Regions from separate parts of the Mus musculus genome. Here all the other regions are linked to region 1. A link is a contact called in ENCODE POLR2A ChIA-PET data. All regions are on one chromosome and are shown on one strand. Each heading gives the region's core, a stretch centred on a gene start or an enhancer-like site at or near the end of the contact. The rest is flanking DNA. Distances are from core to core; before and after follow the strand shown.

The links. ChIA-PET counts read pairs that join two places held with the same protein, here RNA polymerase II (POLR2A).
Region 2: POLR2A ChIA-PET joins it to region 1 with 12 read pairs in embryonic stem cell. The contact joins the promoter of Styx here to the promoter of Ddhd1 in region 1. POLR2A ChIA-PET finds 5 or more read pairs at or near these places in 3 of 5 experiments (Patski and embryonic stem cell).
Region 3: POLR2A ChIA-PET joins it to region 1 with 13 read pairs in embryonic stem cell. The contact joins the promoter of Gnpnat1 here to the promoter of Ddhd1 in region 1. POLR2A ChIA-PET finds 5 or more read pairs at or near these places in 3 of 5 experiments (Patski and embryonic stem cell).

The regions. Positions count from the first base shown.
Region 1 is chr14:45,656,064-45,660,261 of GRCm38, forward strand. Ddhd1 (DDHD domain containing 1) reads right to left here and starts at 2,080. Exons shown (of 14, transcript NM_001042719.2): 1 at 1,159-2,080. The coding sequence starts at 1,948. Mir5131 (microRNA 5131) reads right to left here and starts at 1,990; the gene lies at 1,898-1,990.
Region 2 is chr14:45,348,688-45,352,885 of GRCm38, forward strand. It overlaps Styx (serine/threonine/tyrosine interaction protein), which reads left to right and starts at 2,499. Exons shown (of 11, transcript NM_019637.3): 1 at 2,499-2,842. The coding sequence starts at 2,786. Psmc6 (proteasome (prosome, macropain) 26S subunit, ATPase, 6) reads left to right here. Exons shown (of 14, transcript NM_025959.3): 14 at 1-384. The coding sequence ends at 14.
Region 3 is chr14:45,387,092-45,391,289 of GRCm38, forward strand. It overlaps Gnpnat1 (glucosamine-phosphate N-acetyltransferase 1), which reads right to left and starts at 1,705. Exons shown (of 6, transcript NM_019425.2): 1 at 1,657-1,705.

The DNA of each region.
Region 1 (4,198 bases), core at 830-3,329:
TATTGCCTTTATTGTCCTGAAGAGTAGCAAGAAATTTCCTGCTATGCTACCTATACCTGACTTGGAATGTGCTGAATCTGCCATCATAGTTACTTGCACCTAATGCATGCATGCTTTAGCATTATCAGAATCACTGATGCAATTCGGTACCAAGTCATCGAATACCTGCTTTATGAGTACAAAGATAAAGGTGGTGGACTCTGACCAGAAGCTACTAAATAAACCGAAAGGAAGCTAAGCCATCAATACACATAATTAATATAGATCAGAATAAATAATATAAGATGTATAGAGGGCCAAAAGATCAGGAAAAGACATTTGAGTAAGGGCACTGAAGCCCATAAAGTTAATACTGTATGGTACAAATTATTGATGGCCAATAACTTGTTACTACTACATATCATATATATTAATAACTGCTGCATGCCACGTCAGATTATGGATTACCCTTCCTCATTCTGATTTTAAACCTACCCGTGTTGCCTAAAGCATCGTTCAGACCTTTATGACAGTCCCATTTAACAGATGTGAAAACCGAGGTCGTGCAATTTTTCTAGGTTAAGAAGCAAAAGTAAAAATATGTAAAAAGGACCCAAGAGATATGAAAACATTCTATACAGAGGGTACGGACCCACTTCGCACTGCCACTTCCTGCAGTTCTTTCCTCTTGTGCCCAACACATCCACTGTGAATAACACATTGTAACTCTCCTTTCCCGTCAGGGCTTTTCTCTTCTCAGGTTTTAAGCTGAACTGTTGATTCTCATAAAAACACTCAAGCATTTCCACTCACTCCAGGACATGTTATTTAAATCACAGGAGCTTCAGGAGACACGAGACCGAATCAGATATCCAGGTGGACAAAGCCCCTGGTACGGTCAAGAAACTAAAGCTACTGGCTTGGGGATCCGTTCCTGGATACCCTCCAGGGGATGGCAGCAGCACTCTACTCACCCAGGAGGCACAATCCCCGGCGGAATCCTCCCCTCCTGACCCCGCTAGCAGCTTGGGCGCTGCCATCTGCTCTTTTACCCTTCACCTGCCGAGGCACCCCGCGCAACCTGCATCCTAACCCGAGGCAGGCATCGCGGGGGCAACCGAACCCCCAAACGCCGTCCAGCGCGCGCCGAGCCTGGCCCGCCCCTGGCCAGCCACTTACGGTTCCAGTACACCGGGTAGCACTCTCCTTGAGTGACATCCACCTCGTAGAGGCCGCCGCGCACGCACACCGGCTCGATGGTCACCAGCTCCTCCATCTCCGGCTCAGGCCCCGCCGCGCGCGGGCAGAAGCCGCAGGCGCTGTCCTCCTCGTCTTCCTCCCCGAAGCTGGAGCTTGGGCCACACACCCGGTCTCCATCGCGGCCCGCCGCCCGGGCCTGGGCGCCCGTGGTCTGCAGCAGGGTCCGGAAGGCGAGCTCGATGCGCAGAGAGTCGTAGCCGATGAAGGGCTTCCAGGTCTTCTTGTCTTCCTTGTAGAACCAGCGCACCTCCTCGGGGCCCAGCTCCGTCACCACCTCGTAGCGGTGCCGGGCGGCTGCGCCGCCGGGCCGGGCGCGCTTCCTGTCCCCGGGGCCCCCTCCCGCCGCCCCGCCGCCCCCCGAGTTCTGGGCGACGAGCGGCGGCGGAGGCGAAGAAGAGCTGCCGCCGCCCGCGCTCTCGCCCTCGCTGTAGTAGCGCAACGACGAGCCGGACTCGGCCGAGCTGAAGTCGTAGGTCTCGTCGCTGAGGCACGGGTCCAGAGCCAGGTGGCTCAGGTCGTCGGCGCCCGGTGCCAGGTGCAGCGGCTCGGCGCGCAGCAGCGACAGCGGCACGCTGTCGCCCGGCTGGTGCTCGAAGCAGCAGCCGCCGCCGCCGAACACGCCCGCCGCGTCCGAGCCCAGCTCCCAGGCACCGCCGCCGCGGCCGTTACGCTCGGGGCTCCGTGGGGCGCCGCGGCCCGGGTAGTTCATGCCGCCGGCGCTTCCGCCACACGCGCATCCGACGCCGCCGCCCTCTCGGCCCGGACTTTATAATCTTTCAAATCCCGAGCAGGGCAGCAGCTGCGGCCGAGGCGACTCCGCCTCCCCGCCGGCCCCCGGCCGCCGCAGCGCCGTTCCGGGGCCCGCCCCATTGTTACGCAGCCCTGCGTGGGCGGGGCCACAGGGGCCCCGCCCCCAGCCGCGCGCGCCTCCCCGGAAGGCCCGAGGACTCTGCTGGAGCTCCCGTTTGGCGCTAGGCTGTACGTAGTCTTCCGCGCCTGGAAGCGGGGGTCAGACGGGGTCGCGGCGGTCTCGGCATCCGTGGAGCCCCTGCCTCACGACTTTCGACGCAGTGGCTCCGCCCCCTCGCTTCCACGCCCCTGGATGCCAGCCGCAGTGAGGCTCTCGCCCACTCATCTTTACACTTTCGGGTCATGAGCCCCGTGGGTGATTCAGCTGTATGCCCAGAGGGGCCCTGGAAGTTGCTAGCTCACGTTCCTGGCTTTAGGCCTGCTTTCAGCATCCGAAAGACCTGCTCGGTCACCTGGTTTGGCCCTTTCCCAACCTTCAGCCCATTCATACAGAAGGCACCCCACCTCTACGCCTGCTGCTCACCTGGGCACGACCACTCCCACTTACAAAACTGGCGTCCTAGAGTCACTGTGCCAGTTCTTTAGATTGCTTGCCCTCTTGTCCTTATGCTTCCTGTTCTTTCTGTAGTGCAGTAAGGCCTTGGATGGAAACCAAGTCCCTATGTCTTAGTCTTTTCCCACAGTCTGTGCGCATTCGATGTACCTTGGTTATAACTAACTGGTCTTGCCAGCCTTGTGTGGTAGATTATTAGACTGAAAGAGGAAAAAAAAAAAAACAAAAACCTAGGTTCTAAACTCAGCTTTGCCACCTCCAGGCAAGTCACTTAATCTCCTTTATCTATTTGTCTTATTCCTTGCTATAAGTAGGAGATCGTTGCACCGGACGGTCTCTAGTAATTCTATGGCTTTTAAGCCTTCCCAAGTTTGGTTTGGTTTTTGTTTTTAGTATAACTCTGATTCTGTAACTCACTTCCTGGTTTCAGGGAGACACGGAGGCTCTGTTATGTTAGACTTCCAAGACAGAGTAAAGAGAAGACAGAGACCAGAGTCTGACCTCAACAGATGGACAGTTTATTTCAAACAAAGAAGGAAAGACACTCTCCGGAGGGAAATGGGTGTCTTAGAAGGGAGTAAACTAGCTGGGGCCCTTTATAGAGGCAAGTGGGTGGCTTGGAAATGAAATTCTTGCAGCCATAGAGCTATGTGTCGGTCTATGATGTACCTTTCCTGGAATTATCTGTTTTATTAAAAGGCAGTTCATTTTGGGGAACAGGCTGCCCCAGCAGAGATTATTTGGACTGTGGCTGACTGATGAGTTTGGTCAAGGTCAGCTGTAACTTCATAGAAATCCTGTTTTATAGCTGAGGCACTCTGTCACCTCAGACCATTCTCTTAAATTGAAAAAAAAATTCATTTTATAAACCCATCCTATCTTGAGAAAACAATCTCCAATCTTGCTCTTACTTCAAGAACAGACAGTCTTCACTGTTAATGTTTACTTTGTGGAAACAGGTCAGTAGGGCAAGTTGTCTTGCTCTCAGGATGTAACCTGTCAGAGAGCCTTCAAAGTCATTATTTCAATCAGGCTCATCTCTGTTGTGCCCTGTGCTTTTGGAGGGATCTGTTGGAAGGCCCTGCTTTCTATGGGCAGATGATACTGTTGCAATTCATGATAAATAGAGGAACATGGGTGGTATTTTCTACCATAACGACTGGATTGGCTGGATAATCTTGCTCAGTGAGCAGTCTGTCCACTTGTACATTACAGCCCCACTAACAAAGCATCTGCATTTCTGCATCCCAAATTCTTTCCCAATGTCTCTATTAATAGTATGCAGAGTAAGAAATTGAGTATGAACTTTGAACTGTGTTTTATTCATGGAGGCATTGATCCACACTGTTCTGATAGTTACCCATGTACAGACACTTCTGTATGCTTCCGATGCCAAAGAGAACCAGGATCCTCTAGCTTAGGAGATGCTATATTAAAGTGTAATTAAAAGTGGTAGATACAGTGTCAAGTCTCAAACCCTGGGACAAATGGCTACGGTGCCTATTAATATCAAAGCAGACCTGACCTCCAGGTTCTCCCAGCATCCCTTAGTCCCTGCCTGTTACAGGATATGGCTGGCATACCCTGTCTTCTACC
Region 2 (4,198 bases), core at 1,249-3,748, 310 kb before region 1:
ACAAACCTGTGTGATTCACTAGAAGGGTTTGGTGGCTGCATGACAGACATTGGTTTAATGTAAAAATAAAGTTAAGGAAAATAATGTATGTATTGGCAATGATCTTATTAAAAGTGAATAAACATGTATAAGCAACATAATAGTATGTAATTCAGTAATTTTTTAAAAATTGGTACAGAAGAAAGTCATGTTTGGTGATGTTGCATTTACTTCAGCAGAATTTACAAAAGACATCCTGAAGCTTTTCATATTTGCTTTGTGAGCATTTTGTACAACATTCAAAATGATTGAGATAGTAGAGGAGAGCATTTCTTATGACTTATTTTATATTTTGTTTTCCTCGTCCTTAAAAAAAAAGCAATAAAATCTGTTTTAAGTTGTCCTATATATACTCTTGTCTTTTCTAAAAGCACATTTATTCTTGTCCTTTTGGATTAGTAAGTATATGATTTGAAAACCTGGATGAAGTTGAAAATTAAAATAGGGCTTTGAATTTTAAACAGTACTCACAGAGTCCACAAGAATGTCTTCTTTTATAGATCATAGAGTGTGGGGTTATGGAGTATATACATGTACTTGTGTCTTCCAAGAAATTCTCTTTACCTATTGCAGTTAGGTATTTGATAATTTTAACTTTTTAAAGATTATGACTGGAAGTAATACTTATAATTTGGTTTATGTGAAAAATAATTCCCTTTTTGTGGTCTGGATCCAGGAAAAGTCTGTTCATGGACATGTAATTTTACATATATGTGATTTCTAGCGATCTATTATTTCTTAGGTTCACCAGTGGATTCTATAAATATCTTCCAGTAAATACCAGGCTGAGAGTGTCTACTCTATGGAATGTTAAATGTTCAAAACAAAAGTTCTGTTACCTGTACACAATTCTAATTTCATGTGGCAATCAAAAGTTGTATAAGGAAATTGTCAATGTCTAAAAATTGAGATTATTTATAGTTAATTCTTGTTTAAATAAAGACATCAAACTTCAGTTTCATAAATACCAAAGGACTAACCATAAATGATCCAGCTAGGTATGTAATTCTTCTTTTCTCTCTCTCTCTCTCTCTCTCTCTCTCTCTCTCTCTCTCTCTCTCCCTCCCTCCCTCCCTCCCTCCCTCCCTCCCTTTCTCTCTCTCTCTCTCTCTCTCTCTCTCTCTCTTTGGTTTTTCGAGACAGGGTTTCTCTGTGTAGCCCTGGCTGTCCTGGAACTCACTCTGTAGACCAGGCTGGCCTCGAACTCAGAAATCTGCCTGCCTCTGCCTCCCAAGTGCTGGAATTAAAAGGGTATGCCACCACTGCCCAGCTTCCCCTTTCTTTTTGAGACAAGGTCTCACTATGTACCCCTGGCTGGCCTGGGACACTTACTGTGTGGGTTAGGCCAGTCTCAACTCACAGACATTTTCTTGCCTCTCCTGAGTGGTGGAATTAAAGGCATTTACCACAATACTTGCCATTGGATTATTTTTTAATTAAAAATTACTAGCAGGGTATTCTGTGCCTTTTGTAATTCTTAAAGCTGGATAATAGTTTATGTAACACTAGAGAGCATAGACCATCTAATTAGCCACCTAATTTTTGAACAGCTATCCTGTATATTGAACATGCATTACATATATGACAACATGAAAAGAGTTAAGAGGAAATCCAAGTTAAACACGCGGTCCTTCCACTTTAAAGGATTTTTTTTTTTTTTTTTTTTGATAATGACAGTCCTGAGGTCTCTAGGAAGTAGTGTTAAAATACAGTGAAAAGTAGTGATAGTCTTAGTTACACACTTTGCAGCCTTCAGTGATTCCTTCAGTGAGACCAAAGGTGGTTCAGAAGTTCAAACCAGGCCTTTAATCATTTCATCTCAGAACTCTTGTAAATTTGAGGACCAGCCTGGTGTACATAGCGAGACCCTGAAGAAGGTATATTCTTCAAAAATTATTAACTCTAACGCCAGCTCCTCACACAATCATCTTTTATGTTGAAAAATAGGCTCGGAGAAATCTTAAAGAGTACCGAATACAATTTAGTAAGTAAACTATCATTTACATTTCTGATGACTTTTTTTAAGAATCATTTTCTTGAAATTTTCTGGATAATTTGAGTTGTTAACACTCCGGAGTATACCTAAGAGGCCACTTTCTACTTTGTTTAAAGATGATGGGTATCTCGGGGTTTTTTGTTTTTGTTTTTTTCGTAGTCTAACATGAATTTAAGCTGAACTCTTCCTGTTTGGTTATGACTTCCCCCACGGATTGGATCGAGCAGCATTCCTCTGAGTGTGGAGGACACTTTGAAGGGACGGACTCCCATCCCATTTGGGAAGGCCTTGGCCCCGACCGCTCCTCCCCTACGGCCGCAGCTCCGCCCTGCGGGAAGCTCCTCCCCCCGCGTCTGCGCGCTCGCGGACGGGCGGGGCGGAGGCGCGCTGACACCTGGCGGCGGGGGCGGGCCGTCGGCGAGCGTGGGCTGGGATTGGCTGGGCCGCGTGGGCTGGGGCGGGAGGAGACGGTTATGGGCTCGTGCCTGGGTCGGATCCCGGCTCTCTGAGGGGCGCGGAGACCTGCGGGAGGGACACGGCCGCAGCATGGCGGCCGGCAGCGCACCGCCCTGCCCTCCGCCTTCCTGTCGCAGCCGCTTGGATCCTGTGGTCCGCGAGTGCTTGCTGTGAGCCTGCCGCGCGTCAGCCCCCCCACCGCTCGCCCGCCCGCCCGCCCTCCTTCCCTTGTCGCCTCTGCCAGCCCGGAGGGCGGCCGGGCGCACCGCGCCCACCCACCGGGGCCCTGGGACCATGGAGGACGTGAAACTGGAGTTCCCCTCGCTCCCGCAGTGCAAAGACGACGCCGAGGTGAGTGCCCGGCGGCCCGCCCTGCCGCGGGCAGCCCCCGGGTCTCCGGCCAAGCAGCGCCTCTGGCCCAACTGTCCCAGACTCTTCCCTTTCCCCTTGGGCGTGAAGGGGCGTCAGTGAGGTCCTCCTCCCGCGGGACCCTATCGGAGGAGCCAACCCGGAGAGTACTCTTGACCACTCGCCTCGGCGTTGAGGCTTTTCGTGAACACAGACTCTTCCTTACCAGAGCAACACGCTGTGGAGTTGTTTTTAATCTGAGCTTGATGTTAGATTCACATGCGGGACACATAGCCAGCCCCACGTGTGGAATAGATCGGAGGCGTGAACTCTGGAATTGCACCCCTCTAATAGTACTCAAGTCAAAAACCAACCACCACCACTACCAAAAAACCCACAAAAAACGATGACTAGCGTGGGGCGGGGGGGGGGGGGGAGTAGAAAAGCTAAGCTTCTTTGAATTTGAAAATTTTTAGTAACAAATCTTGCCTGTACTATCGAGAGCAAAATTCTCCCAATTTATGATTTAAGGGTTCTTTTCACCCCACCTTGATTTTTTTCTTTACCTAACATCTGTTGCAAATATTTTATGGTACCAGAAACTGTTAAGTTAGAGTTTGCCAGAGGCTAAAATTAGTGACAAGGATTCTTACCTGTGACACTTAATAGGATCAAAAAAGGATTCTAGAGTTTTGCTTGTGTGTTTGATATAAGTCCTGGCTGTCCTGGAACTCACTAGACGAGGCTGGCCTGAAACCCAAAGAGATCCACCTGCTTCTGTACCCCAAATGCTGGGATTGAAGGTGTACACCCCTTAATCTCTCAGTGTTTTAAAGGTATTTGGGACTACTCTTGGCTGGCACACTTGTAACCCCTCTACTTGGGAGGTGGAAGGAGAAAGGAGGGGTCACTGTAGCCTTGGTTCTATAGCAAATTTGAGACCAGTCTCAGTTACAGATGAGATGGAGACTTTATACCAAATGCTCAATTCTATTGAATGTCTTCATTTGATTCAGATCACTTTTTTGTATTTGTTTTGTTGTGATGGTGGGTTTTTGAGAAAGGGTTTCTTTGTAGCCCTGGCTGTCCTGGAACTTTGTAAGACAAGGTCTTGTGTACCCAGGAATGTCCCCTGTTCTCCCAAGTGACTTACTGTCATTTGAAGGATTCTCTTTCTTATTTGTAGTAGTGATGGTTGAGGCATACATAATATACATACATGCACAAAAGCAAAACACTAATACATGTAAAGTAATAAAAATCTCTAAATAAAATTCTGGGGACAGATAAGATTCTTTAAATAGAATTTAAAATAGAAGTATAAATAAAAATAGACACAATGTTAATACTTTTGTTTTA
Region 3 (4,198 bases), core at 455-2,954, 270 kb before region 1:
TAACTAGATGAGGACAGGCATTGGTCTGGTTAAACACAAAGGATCTGATGAGAGCCAAACCTCTTTTTAAATGAGATTTATAAAATCCAAAGGAAAAAAAAGCCTTTCTTCCTAGTCATAAAGACACAGTTTATGATGCTGACAGAGGTCATGCCTAATTACAATCTAATAAAAATTCAGGTGAGGTGGCAAAGACCTGGATTCAGTGCTAGGGAGGCTGAAGCATGGACTGTGTGGGACTCAAGGACAGCAGGCTACCCAGTCACACCTATCTCAAACACACACACACTTTAAAACTAATTATTGGAGTTGATTAAACATGGAGATTTTTTTAAAAAGCTGGTTCTAAGGTACCCCTCTCTACTACTCCCCCCCCCACCCAAGTTCAAGGCTAGCCCCTGCTACACAGGCTGTTTTATCAAAACAAAACTACAAGAAGCCTTCATTCTGTAGCACTTAAAGGTCACCACCTAACTTCCTCTCTAAGTTTGGTTGTAAACTCTAACTAAAAGCCCCTCCCCCTCTACCCAGTAGGGTTTAACTTCTAAATTAGCATTTGTTTACAATGCTTGAGTATTGCCTAAGCCCTAGTCCAGTGAACCTCTAGTCAATGAATAATGAATGACGTAAGGTATTATCTAGAAATCACATTTCAGAAAGTCATGTAGAAAAAAAGATTGCCACATGGCCACAAGTGAGAAGACAAAAGACATACACCCAACTTCAAGTTTGGTTTCCCAGCCTCTGAATGAGTCTGGATATAGATGGGGAGCGGCTGCTTCCTGAAAAACAGCGGAGCAACAAGTAGGAAGATTGAAGACCAGGATTCACACATTTCTAAACATGATCTGCAGCCAAATCAAACTCGCTGTGATAGGTTACAGGTAGACAGACAGATAAGTAGACAGCTCCGAGTATCTTCATGAAAGGTAGTATTTCATGAAGCAAGAAGTCTTTCCCGTTAGTGTACTTAATCTACACGATCTGATTAGCCCCAAGTCTAGTTGCACAGTTGGGAGCACCGAGTTTCCAAGACTAGCCCTAAGGTTAGTTAACACTCATCAACAAATGAGTGGCCTGGAATGAGGATCCTCTCATTTTCCCATAGAGCATTACTGCAGGAAAGTCAACAGATGACAATCTTTGCATCATGGAATCTGTTTGAATCATACAATTCCTACCTTAATGAATCCATTTCCTGAGACCTACTCTTGGATTAATTAATCCCAAACAAACCCCCATTTATTTTTTTACAGGAACAAATTTTATGCTTGCCTTACATAAACATTAGCTCTAACACATAATAGAAACCACACAGTTGGTGTTTCTAGAGGTTCAAGTTCTAGGTTCCCCCACCCCAGGTTTCATACAGTCTGCGCAGCTGGGGCTCTTCAGAGCCGGTGCTTGTCTTCAGCGGCTCTGACCGCTACACCCGTAAAAGGGAACCGAGGGTTCGCGCCCTTTCATAGGGACGGCGGCAGAAAAGGTGAGGACCGTCCCCCATTCCCACGCCACGGACACTCCTAGGCCCTCCAAGACCCTGCCCGGCCAGACTGCCGGGCATCAAGCTTTGCCGCCCGGCTCCCGGGCAGGGCGTCTCAGCCTCTGCGGTCCCAAGCCCGCCAGCCCTCGCGTCCCAGCCCCAGGCCGCCTCACCGCACTGGAGCGGACCACGCTCCAGTCCCGGCGCGTCAGTCTCCCTGCGGGTCAAAGCGCCGCCGCATCCGGATCCGGCTGCAGCTCCAGCCCCGCCCCCCGTGCGCCCCCACGCGCCGCAGCCGGAACCGCCAGGCCAAACGTGGCCGGACCAACGCCTCTGCCCTGCCCCGCCCTCACGCACCGCTGCGCACGCGGAGGCACGGCCACGCACACCACTCCTGGGCTCCGGAGGCGAGGCGGGGCGGGGCGGGGCGGGGCGTGGGGCAAAGACCAGGGGCAAAGCTTGCGTCATCAGTTTACCTTCCAGACTTGCCTTTCGCTCACTGCACGAGAGTACCACCGTCGCTCTCACACCTTATCTGAAAATAAAGCCATAGGAGTATAAGCAGCCTACCGCGATGACCGGTGTGGGTTCCTTTCATTCTCCGAGCCCTAAGGCTCCTACCCTGTCAGTCCCATCGTCCCCCTCCCTCACTTGCATGCAGTCCATTAACAGGACTGGTGATTACATCTCCTGATTGTCAAATGTCTGAGACAAGGCTGGGCTTCTGTCTTCTAGAAACTGAGCTGGAACCACTCACCCTTGAGCTCTCTTGAGCTTTCCACTGCAGCCCTTTGCTTCCTATGACACCCGGAACATTTCAGCTTACTCTGGGCAAGAAGTGGCTACGTTCTCCAGGCAGTGAAGAGTGGGGTAGAGGCCAGGGCCCTGAAAGCATCTTACAGTATACAGCAAATACTGTGCTTGTTCTGTAATCTCAGTCCTGGGAAGGTTCCTACCTCCAGTGTCTCTCTCTTAAGTGTCATTTAGTGTCATCTGACAAGTGAGGAAGCAGAGATTTGGAGATATACATACATACATACATACATTCACACACACACACACACAGCGAGTGTGTGTGTGTGTGTGTGTGTGTGTGTGTGTAGTACTTGGTGCATGCCTTTAATTCCAGCACTAGAGACCAGAGGCTTTGTGCATCTCTGTGAGTTCAAGACAGTTCTACACAATTAGATCAAATACAGCCCCGAATATGTAGAGAAATGCTGTCACTAGATAGATAGATAGATAGATAGATAGATAGATAGATAGATAGATAGGGGAGGAGGAAGAAATGTCTTGAATATACCAAGACGTATACCACTTCCATCTCTGAACTCATTAAAATATTTGTTTTTTTTAAAGATTTATTTATTATATGTAAGTACACTGTAGCTGTCCTCAGACACACCAGAAGAGGGAGTCAGTTCTTGTTACAGATGGTTGTGAGCCACCATGTGGTTGCTGGGATTTGAACTCTGGACCTTTGGAAGAGCAGTCGGGTGCTCTTACCCACTGAGCCATCCCGCCAGCCAAAATATTTGTTTTTTAATGTCTTACTACATTATTTTGCTTATTTTAAAACTTGCAGCATCAGAGAAATACAGAATAAAAAGTCATGTGTCCCCATGGCTTCGCCTGTAGAATTAACATTATGTTAACAGCTTGGTAGAAATGTCTTCGGATTATGTGAATTTCCTTTGCTGTGCTTCCATTTTACTTGTGGCTTTGAACATTTGTGACACAGCTTCCTAATCTTTGGTGGTATCTGGTACCTAATCTGACACTGTGACGGTCTAATAAAGCAATACAAATAAAACATTCAACATGTATCCTGGCCTGTAATATGTGCTTAAGATGCTAGTTTGTGTACATGTATGTGTGTGTAGAAGGAATAAACTACAGTATGGTGAAATGAGGAACATCTACCCAAATTCCAGTGCAACAAAACCTGTTAGTTAACTGCATGTCTTACTCAGAAATGGCAGCGTAATTACTCGATGCAATCTCATAGGGGCCCAGACCACCCTGTCACAAAAATACTATACTCTGAAATAAATCATATCTTTAATGAAAAGAGACTAGAAAATCACAGGTAGACCTTTACCGATTAACTCAGGCTGATGTTCCACTCACAATGACTGGCCAATTAGTAAACACAGCCTTGCCTAAAACTGCTAGCTAACTGGAACAGGGCATAGTTAGTGAGCACCGCTACGTCTTTTACAATCCCCTGTCTCTCCTTTCACTCAGGGCAGCACAATACATGTGAACTGTATTCTGAATTTATATGGTGGATATCTCCCCACATCAGTGCAGCCATTCACCCGCTGACCACGTGTTGTGCCCTCTGCATATCAAGCGTTGTAGTGTTGGGATAACATATTTGCTAAGGTGCTACGCTCTCCGGTCGAGTCAACTGGACAAGCCGAAAGGCTTAAAAGTCACTCATGAGGCAAAAGAGTTTCAAGGAAGCTCTTCTCCTGGAGTCTAGCATTCCCTACCCATACAGTAATTTTTCATTCCCGCGTTCCATTCCTGCGTTAGTCTAGTGTATGGATCCACGTGCTCTCTTTCAGTATTTTCCTATTATAAGTGCTTTTTAAAATTGAATTCTGACATGGCTTAAGCCTTCCACCAGTGTTCCAACAGTCCTAGTTCGTCCTTAGCAAGACCTTGGTCTTGGAATTCAGTAAGATTGTAAAAGCTAAGTCACTCCCT